2 separate regions of the Homo sapiens genome follow, and region 2 is linked to region 1. A link is an interaction called in ENCODE POLR2A ChIA-PET data of the cell type or tissue named here. Cell type or tissue: IMR-90. All regions are shown on one strand. Each heading gives the region's core, and the rest is flanking DNA. Links, peaks and the distances in the headings are about the cores only.

Region 1 (11,977 bases), core at 1,739-9,738:
TGATGAAAAGTTTAGAACATGTGATGAAGGGTTTGTCGTATACGCTTTGAGACTGAAAAGGTAATTGGGGAGAAAGTGTTGAGTAGTAAATGTTTTCTAGATTTGGGTAAACCTATATTTTGGGGTAAAATTCACAGGTAGAGCAATTAATTGGCTGCAGATTCAAATATTAACTGCTTATGAAGCTATTTGAAGTAAAATGATGAATGAACTAGAATGTGATTTAAAATATGGAATAAATGATATTGCTAATTAACCATTCTGCTTTCTTTTAGCTGTTTAATGAACGCACTAAAGAAAATATTAGAGTTCTAAACAATTTTTTTATAAGTAACACCACTGCCTCAATAACCATGACATTTTACATTGGAATATTCTAATGCTCCAAGTTATATCATTAACTTCAATCAATAAACAAGAGAAACAGGTATGAGAGAAATGAAGCCAACCCTAAGAGCACAAAGAAGACCTATGTCGGGGTTCATGTTTAGCCATCTCCTGTCCTAGAACTTACAGCATATCTCTTCTCCTATCTCACTTTTAAGGGGAATCAAAGGGTAACTTGGAATTTTAAAAATCAGGGTGGCATACCATTTTAAAGGAAAAAAACCCAGTGCCCTGTTGGTTTTTATATTATTACCATAAAGCCAGGCTTCAAGTGCTTTTTCTTCCAAATATTCTTGAAAATAAGGAAACAAATAAAACATATTGCAGTTTTTAATCAATCAACTTTGTAAAGAAACATACTAGACAATCTCGAAGCTCTCTTCATGTGTTAGTTAAAATTTTTAATACAATTATTATCTTTAATATTATCAGCTGGCATTTACATAGAATTGTGTATGGTGAATAAAGTGTTTCTAGCATGCATTATCTCATTAAATTTCAGAGATAGACAATAGGTACTCAAAGAATTGGTTTCGAGACTGTCAGCCTGCACAATAAGAAAGAATTTCAATTACTAGTTTCATTATTTAGGCTACTCAACACTTTCTTCCCAAGATTACCTTTATCAATCTCACTGTGACCCCATAAGTGATTCAGATTCATGATTGCCTTTGTGCTATTTACAGAACAGCAATAAGTATATTAAGAAAATCTACTGGCTTGGCGATAAAGCTGACTGTAACCAGCTCATAAAGCCGATATCCATGTCCTTCAGCAGGAAGGAAAAAGCCCGTCTGGAGGAGCCTGTCTTGTAGCGTGGTTTGGTACAATGCATCTTTTTTTCTTTACAGGGTCAAAAATTCAGCAAGAGAAATTAATAAAATGCCTCTTCGGGGTGGGGTGGAAGGGGATCTCTCTGCCACAAATCCCGCTGCCTCCTCCTACCCAAAGACAGAGACTGAGAATTTTAGAAACAGAAGTTTATTCGCAGTAGTTAACTAAAAGCAGACTTCTCTCTGGATTAGAAGTTCAATTTACACACATATAAAATGTCAGGACGATATTCAGATTTCTTACACGCACTGCTGACTTTATTGTATACGTTAACAGTCTTTATCCTCATGTAAAATTTTCACTTTTTTAGGTTTTAAATAATTTTCTAACATAAGGAGTAGTCATTCACATTTTCTTTTTGAAATAAAAAGGCAAAGTGGTTTGCAATAAATGTTTGAAGTTCAATAGGGATTCACCCACATAAATAGGTGTGTGTGTGTGTGTGTGTGTGTGTGTGTGTGTGAAATAACAGTAGCCAACAGTTATTAACGGCTTTCAAAAATGCTAAAGTTCTTAAATTTATATTAGTCAATCCAAAAAACTTCACTACAAGAGTCCTGTTTATAAGTTGGGACAAGTGGTATGCATTCAAATTCTGAATTCCAAACAGAAATTTCAGCCAACTTTGGAGGCTAGTTCCAATTTAAGTTCCACAATGAACAAACAGTCCCTTTCTAAACCTCACATTTCTTATCTATAAAATGTAGTAATACCATATATCTCTTAGGTAGCTGGGAGCATTAAATTAGGGAGAAAAACATTCTGAAAGTAAATCAAAGTGCCTGAAACATAGTAGGTGCTTTAAAGGCACTAGTTCCCTTCCTTTGTCCTACTCATCATCTGTTACTTAACTTCAAAATAATGGAAAATTGTGCTGCTGCATGGACTTGGCTCTGAATTTCAGATTTGTTTCAGTGGAAGGAACTAAGTATTTTCTTTCAAAAAGTGCAATAATAATTACAAGCAAAATTAAAATGAAATATTAAAATACCATTTCGATGGACTCAATCCAATGTAACAGCCCTTCCTCCTGCCTAAATATCAAATTCAGGAGAAAGAAGAGTTGTTAAATAATTTTATTCCTCCAACTTAGTAGAAATAAAAATGCATTGTACATGGCTACCTTTAGTAAATTCAATTTCTTTACTTAGGGTCTAAATCAATTAAGATAGTGAAATGCCTACCACCCTTGCAGAAAGAACCTTCAACTTCAGGATTGTGGTGACATCTAGAAACATTGTTACCAGCAACATAAAAGTTATTACGCTTTCGTAGGGAGAAGACGGGGGATGACTTTTGTGAGAATCCTAGCTTTGTAACCACTTGGAATAGCCTATGATATGCCAAGGGTAGCAAATGAATAGTATCTGTTCCTCCCTTCCCCCTATCCTGTCCATGGCAGGTATCACTAAGTGATCCCAGCACTTTTTCCCTGGGAGCTTAGACTTGGCACCCAAAAACTTCTTCAAGCAAGTTTTGAGGCAGACAGCCACCACCAACTGATCAGAATTCCTTTGTGAGTTGAAACCATTTATAGACTGGGCTAAAGTTTACTTTTGAACTATTTATTAACAAAAGGGCAGAGAGGGTGTGCTTGTTGAAGAAATTAAGTCTTAACCTAATCCTAATGGGAATATTTACCCTACTTCTGAGACCAAACTTCTCAGGAGTTTTATTACTATTTATTTAGATAAAATACCTGTAATCTTACTTATAAATCATTCTTATCTCTTTATTAATAAGAACTTCTTAATGGTCATTATTAGATAAAATACTCTTGGCCAACTCAAATTGCTGTGTGTCATTATAATGAATAAAACTGTACATCTTTATGAATAGTCTATAATTCAAGCTCTTCAGTAATTAGATTAAAATGCAGTTTTATTATATTTCAATTTCATTTTCTATAGTAGTGGATAAATGTAAGCCCATCCCAGTGCAGACCTGGTGTATCTCTCACCCAGATAAGCCCCTGTTTTTATGGGCAGTGTAAAGATGTACCCAGAACTGATTTCTTCAAAACAAGCACCGTGAAACAAATGTCTGATTCTTTGACCAATGTGCACCAGCAGCAAAACAAACAGGCCATTATATTTGTGGCAAAGAATGAGATTACAAAGTCAATGAAGAACAAGGCACATTATCTAGTCGTTGGTCTACATTGTAAAACAAAGGCACAAAAGTGCTGTTCATACATGAAAAAAGTCAAAGTTTCATGGTTCTCAGTGAAGTTCAATGGTTAGGGGATTCATACTGACTATAAGTTGACTTGTCTCTATTTGTTTCCCGATTTCTCTTAGCAGATGACAGGCTTTCCTTGGCTTTTCTGATCTTGATCTATTCAGCAGTGTTAACGAGACACTGGCCTGGTTTCCTCTCTGCATCCGTCAATTTGTTGCTTTCAAAATTACAGCTTGTGTTTATTCAGGACAGCTACAAAAGTCATCGTGTTTGAAATGCATGAAAACTTAAATTCATTGAAAATATTTCACTAGCAGGTTTCTTAAAATTTTTATCGTTGGTGTGTGATAATATTTGAAATTAAATATGACTAAAGAATCACATTGGAATTTTACAAGCATGTCTATGACCTAATCCTGTAAGTTAGCCTTTAAACTGTGAGGACTTTGAAACCACCATTATTCGTTGTTACATGAGATGAATCTGTTTTTTATTTGGTCATTTTTAGCCAAAAGAGAGGGTAAAATACTGTCCTTACTATGATCAAGAACCAGAGTGTGTTTTTTTCCCCCTTGCCTTTCTGATACTGTGAAAGACAGAAGTGTAGGGAGAACATGTAGAAGCCCACAGAGAAGTTTCCCTCTACCTTTTTTCTCCTGCCACTTCTGATGAATGATAACAAAATAAGATCCATGCCGGAGGATAAAATTCTCAGTTACCCAGCCCTATCCAGGATGAGCAAAATAGTCCTCTTTCTCTGCATCCACATAATGCTATTTGCTGGCAAATTTAGCTCTTAATTCGTTTGTTGTTTTTTCCCCCTCCAAGGGTGGGGAGGAGAGAAGAAAAAGAGAAAAGAAAAAGAAACTGTTAAATGCTCAATTGTCTATTAGTTTTAGCTTATAGATGCAACTTGATATGCCTTAGAAGCAACTAATTAGAAGGAACATGCTAATTAGAAGACTGACGTGCTTCTCCACTTTCGTTGATTTCTGGCATATGGGGCATCCTCCAAGACCCAGTTCAAATCCCTTGTTGGAAAATCATGACCAGCCCTGTCCCCTACCCCTACTACCCCAGCCAGCCAGTCCTGTCCTCCCTGATCCTTGTGCCCCCTTTCCATTTATCCTCACCTCCTTGAGGCTGACCTTGCTGCTGCTGTACCTGGCCAGAATAGCAGCCAGGCTAATGCATCTTTGTAGCCCAACCCCTAGTACAGCATCCGACACATGCTGGCTACTCACTTAGGGTTTGTTGACTGACTAAATAAATAAGCCGTCAGGAGCAGTCCATAAGGCAATCTAAGAACCTTGATTTTTCATCCTCCAGGGTAAACTGAAAATGCATCTACCTAAACTGCAGTGGAACTTGATATGTTCAAGGGACATTGTCTTTTGTTCAACTCTCTCTCCCACATCCACTGTCCGTGCCTGCCACTGGCCACCGCTGCAGATAGTCACTTGGGCAGTGGGGGATATATGGGAGGGGTTGGCTGGGTTGGTGACACTCTGAGCTCATGCCCAAGCTTTGGGGCTTCAGGCTGATAGAGGGCAAGAAGGAGACGCCTGCACAGGAGCGCATGCGCTCAGTGGAGGGGAGGGACTGCCGCGTGCGGAGCCCTGCTCAGTCGGCTTTCATTTTCCTTCCACCAGCACCAATTTCAGAGGATGATGTCATTGGACAACGACTCCATAATACATGCCAGTTATAGTAGCATCCCCACAGATCCAAGCTTAACTGTTCTCAAACTGTCAATCAAGCAACGTACAGGAGGGGGGAAAAAAAAAAAAAGGAACAAGTAAGTCCTGCTTATTCCAAGCTCTTTTAATGTTTCTTAGGTACCCTCATCCCCAACCCCGGGGGGCTCCCGGGACCCAGGAAGTCCTCATTCTGCTATGTCAACTGCAATGTATGCTCCTCTTCTAGACCCTACATTTCTCGGGGACTGGGGATGTTTCTGTGTTCCACATGGGGCCGAGGACAAGTCTCAGACACCACTCTGTGCCCTGCAAAATCACAAGTTCAGGGTCAGGATTATATTTTGGGTAGAAGACGGCAGGTAACAGGATTGTTGATGCCTCTACTGTCTAGCTGAGGGGACTGAATGTAAAACCCCTCTGAGCAGATCCAGGGACATCATCTCAGTTGGCCTGACCTGCACCAGGGAGTCAACAGGATCCTGGTAACAAGGTGACCCTGCAAGGCACAGGCTGTGTCTCAGTTGCCTAATGCAGCCCAAGAAATGCGGGAGCCTTGGCTATGAAGAGAGCAACATATTTGAGCCACGTGCCCGCTCCCTCCTCTTTCCTAGATCTAAACACCCTAAAGCACAAAGAAGAACATTGCCTTTTGGGTTCCAAAGACACATTTTGTAATTGAAGTTTCTGGAGGTCTAGGAGTGTGTTGGGGGTGGGCAGTGGTGTCGTCAAAATCCTACCCATTTCACTGCAGCTAGCCCAGGGTTGAGGGAGACACCTTCTCCGAGTTGTGGGAACATGGGCCTAGCCTTTCCTTGTTGCTTCAGAAGGCATCGGAAGTGTCCTCAATCAGGCAATTTCCTCTCGGAGGAACCCCATGTGTGCACACAATAAGAGCTCATTTCCTCCTATTGGCTTTTGTTTGAGTGGTTTCCTTTGATATGGGATGTATGCCACTCTCCTGCACAGTTATCTCAAACCAGGCATCCTTCTAAGCTCAACACAAGGCCCACTCCAATTGGAGTCAGACCCAACTCGCCTAACTCTGATGGCCCCTCCCTCCTTCCCACCTTAAATGAAGCAGCAAGTATCCAGGGCCCAAGTGAAATAGGGTTGGTCTCAGGGTTCTCCAATGGCTTTTGGGGTGCATGCCTGTGTTGCACACGTGCGTGTGTGCAATGTTTATGCATATGTGTGTCTTAACTGCTCAATTCCATTGCTACCAATCATGATTGTTTCACTTCATTACCTAGCATCAGGATACTAGGCACACAGTTGGATTTTAATCAGTGCTCTGAATGAAAGGACTAAGCCTTTTGAAAATGATTCACAATGGATTTGAAGATCTGTAGATATACTTTGATTTGGAAAATATTGAAAACCTTTCTCAACTGAAAGCTGAAACGGAGACTTAGATTTCAGAGTAGCATACATTTTTCTTTGCACTCCCTCCTCTGTTTTGAATTTTTTTCACGTTTCTGTTCTTATTTCTCCCTGTGTGCTGATCAAATGGACTCTGTACCACACTTCTTTCCTCTTGGTTGTGTGTGACCCAAATCTTATGACCCAGAGCTCCAGCAAACACCTAACTTGTGAAAGTATCTCTGCTGCTAATGGGTTCTCAGTGGGGAAAAAAAAGGACATGTGATATTGAGTCTTCCAACACAGGCAACTGGGTCAGCACATCCAGGAAGGAAGGGGACTTCAGTTCCAGGAAACACCTTGAACCAATCCTTACATATTCATGCTCTGAGCAACAAAGAGGCTAACCTTTCCTGAGGGACCAGAGGGCTAGAATGGAACGGCAGATATAATGGGAGTGTTTCCTGGACCCAGAGGAAATTCATTCATTCATTCAGTCAGTCAGTCATTCATTTCCAAAAGTTTTAAGCTCAGGAGTTTGGCCCCTGTGTGAGCCAGTTACCATCTGCTTGAACAACCTAAAAACAGCCCGAGTGAGGACAGAAGCAATTTTATCTGTGCCAAAACAGCTCAAGGCATGGCCTATCACGGAGCTCGTTCAAGTGCTTCATTTTCACACATGCACTACATGAAACTTTCCAAATGTAGCCCAGCCCTCCTGTTTTCAAAAGCAGCTACATTTCAATCATCCTAGAAATACTATGATTCCTTTAGTCTGGGTAACATGCTCCAGTGTTTTACCATCTCCTTCAAATGTAAACATTCCCAAAAGTCTTTTGTAGAATAAAAAGCCTTCTTGCATTTTGCTAAAAGAACAATGGGATCTTTGTGAGGGATATCAAGCCTTTAAGAATTTGCAGAAATAGTCATGTCAAAGCCCCTGCTCTTTCTAGAATTGCTTAGAGGGTCTATAGCATTCATTGGTGGTTATTCTCTAATAGCTTTATGTCCACCCCAGATAACTATATCTTATTTATTAATGTATATTTTGTGCAGTGTAGAAAGTACTTTCTCATGTAATTAAGTTACATGAGGTGATCTCATTTAATCCCAAGCATCGCCCAAAGAAGTGGGAATTATTACTCCCATTTTAAAGATAAGAAAACTGAGATTCAAATCGATGTCAAAATCTGCCTGAAGTTGTGCAGCTAGTCTGTGGCAGAGCCAGGATTTGGGTGCAGGATTTGAATGTTCTCCTAACCCCTGTGCCAGGAGGTCTGTGAATAATTTGTGTCAACATCACTGTGTAGTCTAGCAATAAATGTGGGTTCCTAGGCCCCACCTCAGACTCCCCGAGTCAGAATCATGGGAGGTGGGGCCTAGGATTCAGAAGTCTGGGGTGGGGCCCTGGAATCTGTCCTTCTAACAAGCTTCCCAAGAGTATGTGTATCTAACAAAATCAACCTTCAGAGTAACTTGGGAGAGCTTTTGAAATGGGTATGGAAAGAAAATACAACTTCTTCTCCTGGGGTTGGAGTTGGGTGGAGAGGTGAATATAGTCCAGAAATACAACCTTGTACCAGTGGCTACAAATCTTATTCTGGGTTTGTCTGTAGATGTGCTTGTCTTTTATTAAGTTTTCGAGTGGCCCTCAAGGGCAAAGAAATAGGTCAATCCATTTTGTCAGACGTGCTGTACATTTTGTGCAGCCACACATAACCAGAAGTATCTATCCTACAGCACTCAAGCAGCTAAAACTTATTTTAAGAGTTAGGACGCTCCAGAGAACTCACAGTTCACGTATCTCACACTTAGTTTCTCTCTGTCCACAGCCTTCATCAGCCAAACTTCTTTGAAGTTTAAATGAAAAAAGATCCCTGGTTGAAGGGATTGGAGCATAGCTGGCCTCTCTTTAGCACTAAAGCACAACTTCATAGAGATGCATATGTTCCCAGGGGGAAAATGCATTCATTTTTCATCACCATATAAACTTCTGGGTATATTTGTATAGATGATGGACTATGGATTTCTGTGAGTATGACTCATAGCTAATAATTATCTAGAGAAATGCCTGCCTCAATACTAAAACACTTCAGCCATTCACAAGTATTCCACAAACATTATTTATTGAGCATCTACTACTTATCAGACATTGGCTCAAGTTTAAAATGCATGGAGATTACTATAAGGAGACATTAAAAATATTCCATATGAGGTATCTATATTGGCAGGTTGTTATTTAGGAGAAGAGTTATCTAGGCACATGAATTAGCCTTTGCTGATACCCTGTAGTATGAAGGGAAAAGCTAAAGAAAATAATAAACAGTAGTACAAAAAATATTTGTATAGCACTTTAGAAAGAAGCAGCAGTCTCTGTATTGCAGTTATGCCTGTGGTAATACAGAGATCGTGTTTGATTAGCAGTGAGGCTGGATGTAGCATCTTGAGCCCTCTCCGAAACGGTTATTTTGAGTAGAGCAGAATTCATTTCAAGGCAAAGGCCTCTGGAAGCCTCCTTGGAGACGCCTTTAGACCTCACCTCACCACCTTCCTTCACATTTATCTAATGTTTTTCACCTTTCCTGGTAGAGCAGAATCATACTTAAGCCTATCAATTTTCAAAAACCATTTTTTCCCAGTGGCCTCAGCTCATGAATCCCCAGCAGGCAGCCTCCAATGAGCCAAAAGTTGCCCCAGGTGCCACCAGGCAGCCCAGCACACCTTGCCCTCCAACCTAAACTTGCTTACTTTATCCCTGCCTCTTCTCTGCTCACCGCCATCTCCCCTTTGGCTGTGCTACCTGTCTCCCACTCCCTACCTAATCGTTTTCACTTTCCACTTCCCTGGTGCCTTGCAGTTCAGCAGCCCACGCAGCACTCTTCCAAAAAGGGACTTTCCCAAAGGTCAGAGGCGTTGTCTTGGCTTCTGCACCTCATAGGACTGGGCCCGGTCTTCATCTTTATTGAACTTTCTTTAGGATCTGCCACCATTTCCCATTCTCACCTGGTTTCAGGAAGCCTTAATCTATGACACAGTGAATAGCATGATCCTTTGTCACAGATCCAAAGGCAATGAGAGAGGTTATGAGGCCCATACACCTGTTCCAAGGTGCCCTCACCTTGGATGAAATGCTCTTCACTTTGGATTTTTGTGCCAGTGGAAGTGTGCCTAGGAAATTCCCTTCAATGTAAGGCTTTCCCAAGCCTGTGTCATCTACCCAAGCCTGTGTCGTCTACCATTTTCTAGATTGCACTTGTTTTCTTTGCTATCTCAATTCCTCTATGATTTCAAACATCAGTCTTCTGTGGATGAATTCCAAATATACATTGGGCTCCACACGCTACAGAAGCCTAGACCCATACTTCTCAGAGGACATTCCGACTTCAAACTCTTAATGATCAGAGCCAATTTTATTGTCTTCCCCCATCCTCCTGTGTGTTTATGCCATTGGCATCACTGGTTTTTCTGTTTTCTAAGCTGATCGTGTCCAGGTCGGCTTTGACTCCCTCCCTTTCCCTTGGCCCCAGTCAATCCTGCCCATGCTCTTCGTAAGTTGCTCCTGGCCTCAGCACAGCACCTCATTCTCATTGCTGCTATCCCAGCCCATGCCTTCATGACCTGCCTGAGCGTCTGCAATTCTCAGGTCTAAACTCTGCTCACGGAATTATCTCTCTAAAGCATTGTCTGACCCCTCATTTACCTGCTTAAAAATATTTGGTGGCTCTCTGCTGCATTCTGAATAAAGTTTGAAATACATAGGGTGGCATTCAAAGTCATTCACAATTTAGTCCATGCCAAGTACACCCTAGACTGCACTTCATGCTCCAGAAAAACCTGCATGGGTGCTTTTCAGGTGCACACAATGTGATTTTATCTATCCTTCAAGGCCATGTCAGATGTTTTCTCCTCCAGGAAGCCTTCCCTGACTGCCTTACTTGGATGGCACTAATCTCACAGGCATCTTATACCTCCCTTGTGGCATAATACCTTCACCATGGTGATTTATTTACACATCTTACCTGTAACGGTAGAGTATAAATTCCATGAGGGGAAAGGAAATGGGAAAGACTTAAGAAATAATTTTCTCCTCATCCACTATCTTTCATACATTTCTTTTTCCTGCAAACTTTTCTATAGCCAATGAAAGCTTCATTAAGGAGAACACATTTGCCCTGGCAGAGCAGGTCCTTAAATTAACAATGCCATCAGCTCCTTCCCACTGACAAAGGGTCCCTCACCATGCATAAGGCAATTCTGGTCCATTGTTTTACCAAATCTTCACAAAAATCCTGAGAGGTGGGCACAAGAAACCAGAGGTCCAATGAATTTGGTAACTCGTGCTTCCTACGGGACCCCGGGATTCAAATCTGTGTTGATGACCCACAAACTGCATTCCTGCCATCCTTAGCCATCCTTATTTATTTTTTGAGATCTGCAATCCCTTGACTTAAACAGACTAACAGGCTAATCTAGGGCTACACCGCCAGAAAAGGGCAAAGGGCTTTGTCATCTGCTGTCCCCACACTCTTCCTTCCTTCCATTTGTCTTGATTGCCAAATAGAAAAAAAAAAGTCTCTTAAGCAAAGCTTTCATGCATTTGAATAAAATAAAAATAGGGAGAAACAAGGAGATGTTTTGTATATAATGACAAAGTAACTGTTATTATTACTGTCAGCATCATTATTAGTTAGCACTGATCATTTCCTTTCAAGTTTCTAATTTGGAGCATTAACTTCCGTCTGGTCCAGGGTAGAATGATAAGCTGGCTGTCATGACCCTTCATGGTTCTGATTATAGGCGGGAACAGAGACCACTGCTGGAAGCCCAGAAGGTTCCAGAAGAGAGAAATGAATAAAAAGCGGAGGTCCAAGTGGGAAAAGAATAAAAATATAGGACTACCTTCCCACGAACTTTATCTTATAATACAAAGTACAAGGTAGCCAGCTACATTTTTAAAACTTTATTAAAGACAAAAAAAAAAAAAAGACCACATATCCTGTATCCAGCCCACTGGATTTTCACAAAGTGAACACATCTGTACATCTCACACCCAGATGAAGAAATAAAATATTAGCAGAGCCCCAGGAGCACCCCCTCCAACCTTTCAGATACCACCCCCAACCCCAAGGGAAAGCATGCCCCTAGGACTACCTAGCTGGCTGTATTTTAAATTAACCCCTTCGTTCTGGCCAGGACAGCCTGTGCTCTTCTGAGAGAAACCTTTTCTTGCAGCAACTGTCACTTCAAAGCAGGGGGAAAATAAAGTGTGTGTGAGGGAGTAATTTTGTGTGTAGGAGAAAAGTGTTTCTAATTTTCAGTCCTGAAAATGTGAGGGGAAGAAAGAATACGTGAAAAAAAAGAGGGAAATAAGTCGGTAAATGCAGTCCTTGCTATGCCTCCACCATTAGGAGCTGGAAGGCTTCCAGCGACATGCCATTTTGAGCAAGGAAGCAAACACAATCGCCCTTCTCCACCCTCCCCAGCCTCCGCCAGGGCAGGTCAGCTCCAACGCCCAT
Region 2 (11,977 bases), core at 2,299-10,298, 87 kb before region 1:
TGTAAATGAAACCTACTAAAATTAAATGCACTCCTTTTCCCCAAGGATATCATTCCTAAAACAATTTCCAGACCTTTAAGGAAGTACTTTCAGACAGGGTGAAATCAGGGAAAAAAATCTTGTGCAATACATATTTATATGCTAAGTCCCTCCGGCATTTGGTCTTGTGACAATGGTCAGAACTGTCACAGCTTTTGCAGGCCTCTGAAAGGCAGGTTGAGACCTAAGTCACTCAGGTAGGGTCTTCCTTGGTGTTGCTGCATTTGACATCCTTCTTTGGGGGCTGTTACTAGGATCTTCCTGGAACACACTGCAGAAAGCGCTCTGCTAACATGTCTGAGTTAAGTCCCAGCTCCAAGATTTATTAGCTGCATGACATTGCGGAAAATCATTGAACTTCTCTGGTTTCTCAATTTCCTCATCCTTTAAATGGTGCCATAGAACTACATGGCTCAAAATATTTTTAGGCATCACAAACTCATTGATACATAGATTATTAATTCACACTGTAAATGAACATGTTAAAACTATTTCCGTTCTAAGATGGCTGAGATAGAGAGTTACTGGTGAAAAGAGTTGGAGTGATACAGATTTCCCAGATATTGATTAGAAATTGTCTTTGCCTCCTATTTCCACAAATATTTTTCTATTAATTTTTTTAAAAGCCTATTTTCCTTCATCTATTGAGCTTTAAAGCTATTTGCTTTAATTGTAACCAAAGTGACAAAGTGGAGAGAGGCCACCCTAGGTCAACGTGGCATCATCCATACCAACACTGTAACCATCCAACTCATCACTGAATAAAGATGTACTCACCACTGGATGAAGTGGTGTTCCTGGAAACATAAATTGCATCTGCTGGGCAAGCATTGCTGCTGCAGTTTTTTGCTGAATCAAATTGTTCCTTCCATTAATTTCTAGTTGAGTTTTTAAGTGTGTCGGAGGGTGAAGATACTTGCAGTTCTCTCTCGAACAACGGCCCTGTAAAAACAAGTGTTGGTTTTAGGACTATTTTAAGTAGCTTGCAACTCCAAAGTCAACCACTGAACAATCACTTCTTATGCACAAAAGCAAGGATCCTGTGTGTGTGTGTGTGTGTGTGTGTGTGGGTGTGCGCGCGCATGCTCATGTGTTTGTTGGGGAAAAGTGAATCAAACATTACATGATTATCAAGGTTGCTAATCTTAAGAACATGTTAAGTAGAGAAGCTTCCTGAGGATTTTTCCCTCCCTCCCTCCCTCTCTCTCTTTCTCTCTTTCTCTTTCTTTCCCTCCCTCCCTCCCTCCCTTCCTTCCTTCCTTCTTTCTTTCTTTTCTTTCTTTCTTTCCTTTCTTCCTTTCAGATTCTAAACCCTGACAAAAGATTCCAAAGAAGTGTGACTGCTGAGAGAAAGGAAAGGTCCTTCCCCTACACAGTATGGAAGGTAATCAGAAGGGCATATCTATTGTGGGCTATCAGAAGGAGTCTTTGAACTTGCTATACAGTTGTCTGTACATGCTAGAGTGATGTCCAAATATGAATAATTATGTAACAAATTTGTGGAGTAGAGAGTAATAAGAATTTTAAATGTGTGTTCCAGATTAGCTGAAGACATTCTTTCTTTCAGCTTATGGATGAAGAGGCAATAGTGTGCAGGGGTGGACATTTCTTGGTGATATACACATAGATGAAATTCTCAGGCTTGAGCTCAGATAATCATCTGCAAGTGATTACTTTGCTACACAAAAGCTGTCACTCTATATACCTGCCTTGCCCTCATGACAGGAGTTCCTCCCATGACAGGAGTATCAAATCTGATGTCATGATGTGACATAGTGAAGAGTGTTTATGGCTAAAGTAATATTTGGAAGCCAAAGCTGGTAAAACAAAGGAAAATAATAATTAGGTGACAGGGTACATAAAACCAGTCTGGAAGGGTAATTGCATATGGCGGTGTTTATACTTCATCCCCAAGTTTTCAAAACTACCAATTGAAAGAATTACATTGATGTGTGAATTATACAATTTCTGGAGAAAGAAGAGCAAACTGTGAACCAGTTTGAGTATCATACTTCCCTAAAGAATTAGTCCATTTGCAGCCAAGAAAAGAGAGTATTGATTTGTTTACCAGATATAAAAATAATTTTAAAAAGCAAGCTTGGGGGATCTGGGGAAATGAATTTGTTTATAGTCATCCTAATTCTAAACATCTGGAGTTCTCACTCTGCTTCCCACTAATTTCATCCGCACTTTTGGCAGCTCAGACTTCCTCTCTGGAGTTTGAATCTTCCCCCACCACCATGGAGAAGGGCAGACATGGGCCCTGTGTTCAGTCCCGGGCATCTGTGCTAATCAACAAATGCTGTCCTGAGGATCTACTGTTAGCAGCGTTAATAGTTGCGTCACCCTCTTTGGGGAGGATAACCAGGCAGGTGCCAAGGACACCAAAGGGAATAGGTCCTTGTTTGCTGTTAATAAGAGTCTATAACAATGGGTAATGCCAACATGTCTCCTTAGTCTCAAGTTCATATTGTTGATGTTTCATTCAGCTTCCTATGTATACATGGACATTCCAGGGAAAATATTGGAAAGTCTATTGTAAAGACAGAGGTGAAGTGGACACTAATCTAAATCAAAGTAGTATACGAATCTCTCTTTTCTCTCTTCATCTGCTTCTCTTGCAAACTGAATCTTTTTAAAATTTTTAATCCTAAATCTCTTTGCTTTATGACTTGCCAGGGTCCCTCCAGCCCTGTCAACTTGCTTCAGGCATCTCTTACTTTACTTCCTTTTCTTCCTTGACAATTGCTTGTCTCTTTGTTTGTTAAAATCAAATCTCCAAGAGAGCATTCAGATTGAGCCAGCTCCTACAAAGTTCATGTGTGCAAAGTCTTTGAATTGGCTGCCTTTATATCAGGTGGCCAAATACAATTCTATCATTTGTGATGTGAGGTATCCATGAGGATCAAAACATAGCCACAGCCCATCAGCTGGGGTGGAGGAGGGTTATACAGAATGCATTTCTTGTTTAGAGGATAAGCCACCCCAGGTTTCTCTAACCTCATTCCAAACTCTCTTTAGCCACAAACACTGCTCTTGGAAGCTGACACCCAGAAAGGCTCATGTATTCAAGGTGCACAGATGGGTCTAATGGAGAGACTTGGGAAAGCAGAATTCCAGAAAATGAGGATGGAATTAATGAAATGTCCACATTTCTACCAGTATGGCTGTTATATTGTATTCACTCATATACTTGTCAATTTGATCACTAGTTTTTTAATGTAATGCTTTGTGGCTGCACACACACATTTCAATTTGGCTGGAAAAATACAATTTTCTTATAAATGCTCTTATCTCTTGATAAAACTGGGACTCATAGGGAACCATATAAGCTATTTCAGCTAATAGAAAGTATTTTACAACATTGAATTAGTAGTTTATCAATGAAACCTTCTTTTTTGTGAGAATTGCTGTAATTTCCTAGTGTCCTTACTTACATACTTGGAGTAAAGAATGTTATTGATCACCTACATGCCAAGCAATTTATATATGGTCATCTCATTTTCTCCTTATAACAGCAGTAATGATCCCTATTTTTACAAAATAGCAGATGGGCTCAGAAGATAAAGAAACTTTCCCAAGGCCATATATAACTGGTAAGTGGTAGAACTAGATTTTAAATCCAGACCTACCTGACCCAATTACATCACGCTGCCAAGCTATTCATTAGCAATAGTTAAAATCCAGGGAGGATAAAAATCTATGATGATCTTTCGTATAATAATGGGATGCATAACAAAATTTTAAATATAATAAGATATGTATATATAGGGATTTGGGAATGGGAAACAATTATTTGCATGGACCTATCCGTTGGTAGGAGGATGGAGGAGTAATCAAGCTCACAGATTCTGGTCTCATAACTTGGCTCGACCTTTTCTTAGCTGCATGACTTTGAGCAATTACTTGACTTTTTTCTTCATCCGTTCAATGAAATAATTATTGTATCTTCTTCTCAGGACTGTTGTGTGATTAAATGAGTTAACACATGCATAAGGCTTAGAAAAATGCCTAGCACATAGTAAGCACTGAGTAAATGTTATTATCAAAAGAAAGATAAATGTTTCTATATGATATTTCATTTTCAGTAAGTACAGAATCATACATTTAGTAGTATTTTGACTGGCTCTTTGATTCTTCCACAGAATAAACTTTCACACCAAACATGTTAAAAGCTACTTAATTGTACTTATTCAAATATTTTATGTTTAAAATTATTTTCAACTCTACAGGGTATTTGTGTAAGTGTCCACATTTTAAGAGACAACCCTGAACCCTAGTACAATCTAGTATTAATATTTTGAAGAATTATGCACCACGGATGTCTGAGGCACACTAATTCAAACCCTCGGAGACTCTACGTAACAGAATTTTAGTAATGGATCCTATAGGATTGTAAAATCCTAATGGATAAGCTATTGTCAAAATAAAACAAGCTATTTGACACAGTGAACAATTTGTAAGGAAGTTTTTGTTAAGGCATAAGATTTGCCAGGATATGCATCAGTGTACAAAAGCTGTTGGTTATCAAAGCAACTTGTCATAGCCAAATGGTACAGGGCAGTGTGCAGAAGCGTAAAGCGTCTTTGTGTATCATTGTGAAACAAAACAGAGGTGTCAAAAATAGTGTCTTCTGATTTTATTCCAAGAAATAAAGACAAAAATGTCTGGGAAAAATCTTCCTTGTGGCAGCTAGGATTTGTTTTTTGCTTTGTTTTGTTTTAACTCTTCCTCCCTTTTAGTTCTTGGTAACACACTATTTCTGGAGAGATAAGGGAGGGAGGGTCCAGTGCCTAGTGGCAGGGACTGGTGCAGCTTCTGTGGGGTGGAGACGGAGATGGGGATGGAGAGCGCCATTGCAGAGTGCTTGTGAAGAGCCTCCCAGGAACTGGGAGCTAGGAGCCTCAGCTAGGGCCAGTAAGGTGGGCTCACACCAGGGACCAGCTCATGGGTCACATAAGCCCTCAGGGCCTTTGCTCATCCCACGTGGGACATGCCAGGTATGGAACCAGCAGGTGGTCATATACTTCCAGGCTACGATCTCATTCATTCTTTCATTCAACAAATATTTCTTGAGATTCTACTATGTGCCAGGCATTGTGCTTAGTGCTAGTTAAACAAAGGTGAGGAAAATCAAGACATGGTGTCTCCCTTCATGAAGCCTGCAGTCTTGTGGGGAAGACAGATGTTAACAAAACATGTCTTGTTACAAGTTGTGATACATATTCTAGAGAAGAATGCTGAGAAGGAATGGTGGGAGAGGGTCAGAATTGAGACCAGGGGTCAGAGGAGATCTCTGGAGAAGTGACATTTAAACTGAGACCTGAAAAATGAGTAGGAACTTGGCAAGGGAGTGTGTGGTGGTCAAAGTGTGTGTGTGTGTGTGTGTGTTGCATGTGTATGCATGTATGTTGTATGTATTATATGTATTGTGTGTTTCCTGTTGTGTGTGTGCTGTGTGTGTAGTATGTATGGTGTATGTGTTGTATGTTGTGTATGTTGTATGTGTGCTGCATGTGTGTGTATTGTGTGTGTTGTGTATGTTGTATGTGTGCTGCATGTGTGTGTATTGTGTGTGTGTTGTGTGTCTAGTGTGTGTGTGTGTTGTGGGTGTTGAATGTTCTTTAGAGGAGCAGCGTGTGCCAGGAGAATGTCCCATCTAGGGGCAGGCACGCAGCTCTCTAAGGCCAGTGCAGAGAAGGGGTGTGGGGAGGAGCATGAGGAGTGAGAAGAGGTGAAGCAGGAAGAAGCCACACAATGGGAGACGAGCCAAGGGGTATGAAGTTCCTGCTGTTGAAAGTTTTTAAGCAGGAGAATAACAAGATCAGATTTATGCTTTATGCTACATTTAAATCGCACCCTGATTATTATATTTCATATTTCTAATTTTATTATAGTTTATATTGTTTGGAGACCACCTCTTTAAAAACAATAACAGAATTCTGATGGAGTCGACATTGGATTTGTGCAGTTTCTACTTCCAAGAATAATCTGTACTCCAGGAATATTTAGATTAGGGATGATGGCTAGAATCAAGTTCGAACCTCAAGCTGAATTAATTTTATTAAAATCAGCAACCATGAAAGATTCTAATACAGAATACTCATGTTGATTCTCGACAGGAGGAAGGAAGATGCTAAATAACTGTAATATGTACTTGACAGAACAACAGATTGGTGCTATTGGAATTACATAGCCATTAAATTACATGGCATGGGATAGAATAAATGCAACTTTGGCTAAGAAAAGACTTCAGAATCAGGCTGCTGTGAGAAAGAAAAAGCATAATTGAAGGATGAGATTTCCTAATGGCTTATTTTAAAACAAGTAATTTTTGGAATCTTTTTCTAGTATGCTCCTAATTGAAAAAAAATCAATTAAAATATGGGCACAAAAAAGAAAACATAGAAGACTATTAAAGACTCTCCCATTAACAATAGTTTTTGCCCATAGGAATAGCTGTCAGACAACTGCATCCCATTAGTTTTTCATGGGAAAAGCAATGGATTTCTACGATCTACAATTCAGTTAACAGGCCCCCGCCATTTGTATTCCGCTGGAATAATTTGAACTGTGTCTTTACATGGGCTGAGTCATTGACCGGCAGACTCCAGCAACACTTTTCTTGGGGAAAACGATTCTAGCGAAGGGCTGGAATCCCAACCTGATTTTCTGAATTTTGCCTCTTTCAGTGCCACCTTGGCAGCACTTGCTGCTGTAGGTGCATGATGATATTTTCAAGCAAGCAGGCCAGGCCGCGGAACGGCAAGTGCTGGCCCTAAGGTTTAAGGGCAGATGGCATGTGCTTTAGACGCAGCCTTCAGGGACACTTTGAGTCCTGGAGCCTGCTTTAGACCCCAAAGCTGGCCAGGGAAAATCATGGAAGAGCCTCTGAAATTCCTCGCATTCCACATGGCTGAGGCCAGCTTGGTGAAATCCCGAGGTCAAGACAAAGGCTCTTGCTCTGGAGTTACATTTCAGAAGCCTGTTTTGTCTTGCAACCTCTCCTGGAGAAGCAGTGTAAAAAAAAAAAAAAAAAAAAAAGGGTTAAGGAAACCGTCTCAGAACTGGACTAATTGGATTTAAAATGCAGCGCTGCTGTTCTTGGGCACCTTGGGCAAGTGGGACCTTGTGGCTTCCAGCTGCCATATCTGTGAAATGGGGCTAAGAATAGTTTCTGCCTCACGGACTTTCAATAAGGATTAAGAGTTAATGCATATAAAGTGTTTTAACAGTTCCTGGCACATAGTAGGCATTCCCTAAGCTTCATCATCATCATAATCATCATCATCATCACTATTACTATTGACACTTTCTTTTCATAGTAGGTAAAAATATATGGTATTGAAAACAACTTCTCTAATACCTGCTCCATTTCCTTATCACTGTGCTCCTCTCTGGCCTGTCTACCAATCTCTTTAAACCTTTGCTATTCTCATTCTGTCAGTGCCAACTTTGGTCATTTATCTCTTCAAACAGCCTCAGATCTGTTTTTCTTTGATATCTCCCCTGCTGAAACTTGCCAGGGCTAATCAACATGGCATGACTTATCTAGAGTGTAAAGCAGCTATGTATTGTGGTTGGAAAATCCCAAAATTCTGGCTGTGGCTTCATTCCAAAATGGTTATATGAACTTTTTTTTTTTTTTTTTTTTTTTACAAATAACGTATAATAGTCTGTGCCTGTGCCTCAATTTTCTCATCTGTCAAATAGGGGTGATCCTGTTCCTATATCTCAACTCCTTCTGACAGTTGTTAGAGCAGGAGTTGCTCAGGAAGAAACGTAAATTGTTATCTATATTTTTTCCAGATCTATTTTCTCCTTGAATGCTCCTAATCTAGTAAAAGGGGAAAGCCACATGAAACAACAGTTACAGTAAAAAGTGACACCAGGGATGTATGTTGGCAATGGTCCAGGTATGTTCTGAGAATTATGAGACGTCTACGTGATGAGGTTTGAGGAGATTCAGCAGAAGTGGTGAATTAAGTCAAAATCAATTAAGTCTAGGAGGATTTATTAAGTACCCACAGTGTACACAGCTTGGAAGTGAAAATTTCGATCAAACAGACCTCTGTTTTCGTCCTTGTGCCACGTAAGTTGTTCAGCAGTTATTTACTAAGTGACTAAGCTGACTGGGTGTATCAGATGTTCCCAGCCTCAGTTTCCCCATAGTTTCAAAAGCTCTCAAGGTCTTTGAAAGTGGGGAAGCAATAAAGGCTGTGGTTAGAGTGGGTGAGCCGATTCTTATTAGTCCATTTATACAGGTCTCAGTCACATAGGCCAAGGCTGAGTCTAACATTTGGCCTGAACCTCCTCTTCTTCCTCCCAGTACATTTCCAGAAGGATATGGGCAAGTAAAAGTGTAGGGGAATAAAATGGTTATTTACATCAAGGCTTAATTTATGACATTAACTATGAGACTGAAATAGCTCTACTCTAAGGCAAGTGACAGATTAGGCTTTTGGGCTTCTTTTGAATTTAAATAAGCTAATTGAACCACATGAGCTCCTTGTATTATTAGTTCCAACTACCTAATATAGCAAATAAAATGCAATCACATAACGGCTTCAGAATTAGAAAGTAACTTTAGATTCAGGGGATCATTATAAACAAATGATAACCAGAATGTCTATCAACATGAATAATTACCAGTATCATCAAGATTATGCATAAGCCTCTAATAAGCTCTTTCTGTTTATTATTTGGTTCAACATATATTACAATTTATCCTTAACAGTCTAGATATGCAAATAATTTTTGGTGAATACCACAACATTTTGTACTTATTAATGACAGATAAAAATGGTGTATTTACATTTCTTCTCTGGTGTGTTCTTTTTCTCTGTTGCTTCCATTATATGGAAGAAATGCCTAGAATGATATAAGGAATATTTGGCAGTGTAGCCTGGTGGATAAATGAGGGAAAAACACAAATAGTGGTAGACAGTCACTACTACCTCCAATTTTACCCACCACCACCAATTGCTACGGGTTTAGGAGAGGATAAAGAAAAGTGGGAATGAAGTTACATAGGTAAGTGGACCAAATCAGTTTGCATTTTCTTTCCAAAAACCCATACAAATAGGTGTAGAGCATCATTCCACTGCATCACCTGGACTATGGGGCAGAGCTCTTCTCTAATGATAGTGCTTTTACCTTTCTTCAAGGGAGTTGCAAATCTGAGTGTTCTCATCTCTGGATTTGCATTTAGGATAGCTTGCTATCACCTGAGGGCTGGGAAAAACCTTCAGGCCACCACAGGTGCTTTGGGAGTAGATTTGTGACTCATTCCTTATTAGGCCAATGCAACTGCCCTCTTCTTTCAAGCACCACTGGCACTGGCCCCTGACATTAATTTTGTGACTATTTTAAATAAACAAAGCATAACAACTAGTAAATGAGGAAGAAAGGCAAAGTAGGTGAATTGTTTGTAGTTTGCCATTTCATAGCATGTTTAAGCCTTTTAAAAATTTTTTATTTTTATTTTTGAAACAGGGTCTCACTCTGTCACCCAGGCTGGAGTGCAGTGGCACAATCATAGCTCACTGCAGTCTCGACCTCCTGGGCTCAAGCAATTCTCCTACGTCAGCCTCCCAAGTAGCTGGGACTACAGGTGCTTACCACCATGCCAGTCTAATTTTTTTATTTTTGTAGAGTCTGGTTCGCACTGTGTTGCCCAGGCTGGTCTCAAACTCCTTGGTTCAAGCAATCCTCCCACTTTGCCCTCCCAAAGTGCGGGGATTACAGGCGTGAGCCACTGCACCCAGTCTTTAAAAAAATTTTAAATGCATTTTGGTTGGCTGGGCAGTTCCAATTTCTCATACTACTTGTGTCTTGTGATGGGGAGAGCTGTTTGTTGGCTTGATGAAGGGAGAAACCCCTCTTACCGATAAGGATTGTTAATTCTCTTAATTTTATTCATTAACTGAAAATGTGCCAGTTAAGAGAAATCAGTGAGACTAAAAATAGCCCATCAGTTCTTTAGAGATTCAGGGAAACAAATTTCCAGGCACCAGATGCTTCATTTGGAAATTATTTTATTTAATGAGAATATCAATGTCTTCTGAGTCACGGGGGTAGTTTGGTTAGTGTGGACCATAATCATATATCAACCTTACATGAAACCAGTTGTGATGTTAATATTGAGTGTCAACTTGATTGGATTGAAGGATGCAAAGTATTGTTCCTAGGTGTGTCTGAGAGAGTGTTGCCAAACATTAACATTTGAGTCAGTGGACTGGGAGAGGCAGACCCACCCTCAATCTGGGTGGGCACCATCTAATCGGCTGCCAGCAAGGCTAGAAAAAAGCAGGCAGAAGGATGTGGAATGAACAACCTGCTGAGTCTTCTGGCCTTCATGTTTCTCCCATGCAGGATGCTTCCTTCCCTCGAACATCGGACTCCAAGTTCTTTGGTTTTTGGACTCTTAGACTTACACCAGTGGTTTGCCAGGGGCTCTCGGACCTTTGGCCACAGACTGAAGGCTGCACTGTTGGTTTCCCTACTTTTGAGGTTTTGGGACTTGGACTGGCTTCCTAGCTCCTCAGCTGGTAGACAGCTTAGTGCAGGACTTCACCTTGTGATCGTGTGAGTCGATTCTCCCAATAAACTCCCCTTCATATATACATCTATCCTATTAGTTCTGTTTTTTAGAGAACACTGACAAATATACCAATCTAGTGGCTGTTTGACTTCATAGAGTCTAGATTTTTTGATACCACATTCATTAATGTCTGCAGCCCCATGGGTGAATAGAAATCCCATGAAACATTTTTATCTGAGCCTTGGAATTTCTCCTGCTAGGGAGGGCAGGCCTTTTCTGTCTACTTCCCGAACTTCTCCTCAAACCCCAACCGTACAGGAAACCTCATACGACGGGTGCATGTTATCCAGTGATCTTCCTTCCTTCCTTCAACAAATATGTATTGAACCCCTTCCATGTGCCAAGCCCTGTGATATTAAAATGACAATTAAAATAGAGTGATCAATGCCATGATAGGCGGTGTGAATGCATTGCAGGGAGCTCTCCTTAGTTTAGAGGTCAGGGATGACTCCAGAGGATGGGACATTTAACATTTAAGCTAAGATATTTATCAGATTATCTAGTTGAGAGTGGGGAGGAAGGTGGGAGTTAGAGTTGGCCATTTGGAGCGAGGAGGTGGGGATGGTTAATGGGTACAAGAAAAACAGAAAGAATGAATAAGACCTACTATTTGACAGCATAATAGGGTGACTATAGTCAACAATAACTTAATGGTATATTTTTAAATAACTTAAAGAATATAATTGGATTGTTTGTAACTCAAAGGATAAATGCTTGAGAGAAGGGGTACCCCATTCTCCATGATGTGCTTATTTCACATTGCATGTCTGTATCAACACATCTCATGCACCCCATAAGTATATACACCTACTATGTACCCACAAAATTTTTTTTTTAATTAGAGCTAGCCATTTAGAGAATTAAAAGAAGCCAGAGTAATTGACAACCACTCTATGGGGGTTTACTTCCTGAAGCCTTATAAACACCATCACATGACATCTGTATCCCACAGTTTCCATGGGGAACTGGTTCCAGGACCTCCCACAGATACCAAAATTCAGGATGCTCAAGTCCCTGATATACAACGGCCTAGTATTTGCATATAACCTATACACATCTTCCTATATACTTTAAATCATCTCTAGATTACTTATAACACCTAATACAAAGTGAATGCTAATGTAAATAGCTGTTATACTTTACTGTTTAGGGAATAATGCCAAGACAAAAGTCTGACCATGTTCAGTACAGACGCAATTTTTAACTAGTATTTTCAATCCATAGTTGGTTGAATCCACGAATACTGAGGGCCAACTGAATGTTTAGTAAATGTTGGGTTCTATTTTTATTATCATCAGTCCTTAGCAATTCCAGAAGCTAGTCAATTTTTGAAAT

What was found. ChIA-PET counts read pairs that join two places held together with the same protein. Peaks named below come from ENCODE experiments on the same cell type or tissue, not always from the same donor. Only the 100,000 strongest peaks of a DNase experiment are listed, where the experiment ranks them.
Region 2: POLR2A ChIA-PET joins it to region 1 with 9 read pairs; 6 of 35 experiments call an interaction of 5 or more read pairs at or near these places.

The regions. Positions count from the first base shown.
Region 1 is chr13:97,235,983-97,247,959 of GRCh38, reverse strand. The region is part of intron 1 of MBNL2 (muscleblind like splicing regulator 2); the gene reads right to left. It overlaps LOC107984573 (a long non-coding RNA gene), which reads left to right and starts at 8,410. Exons shown (of 2, transcript XR_001749968.1): 1 at 8,410-8,492. It overlaps LOC101927385 (a long non-coding RNA gene), which reads left to right. Exons shown (of 4, transcript XR_001749966.2): 4 at 5,055-5,106. In IMR-90, for the core only: no CTCF peak of the experiment used is centred there; no DNase peak of the experiment used is centred there; H3K27ac peaks cover 594 bases.
Region 2 is chr13:97,323,280-97,335,256 of GRCh38, reverse strand. MBNL2 (muscleblind like splicing regulator 2) reads right to left here. Exons shown (of 9, transcript NM_001382683.1): 3 at 817-981. Among named protein-coding and RNA genes, the nearest start is that of RAP2A, 100 kb to the left of the region's middle. In IMR-90, for the core only: no CTCF peak of the experiment used is centred there; a DNase peak (open chromatin) is centred at 6,976; H3K27ac peaks cover 1,023 bases.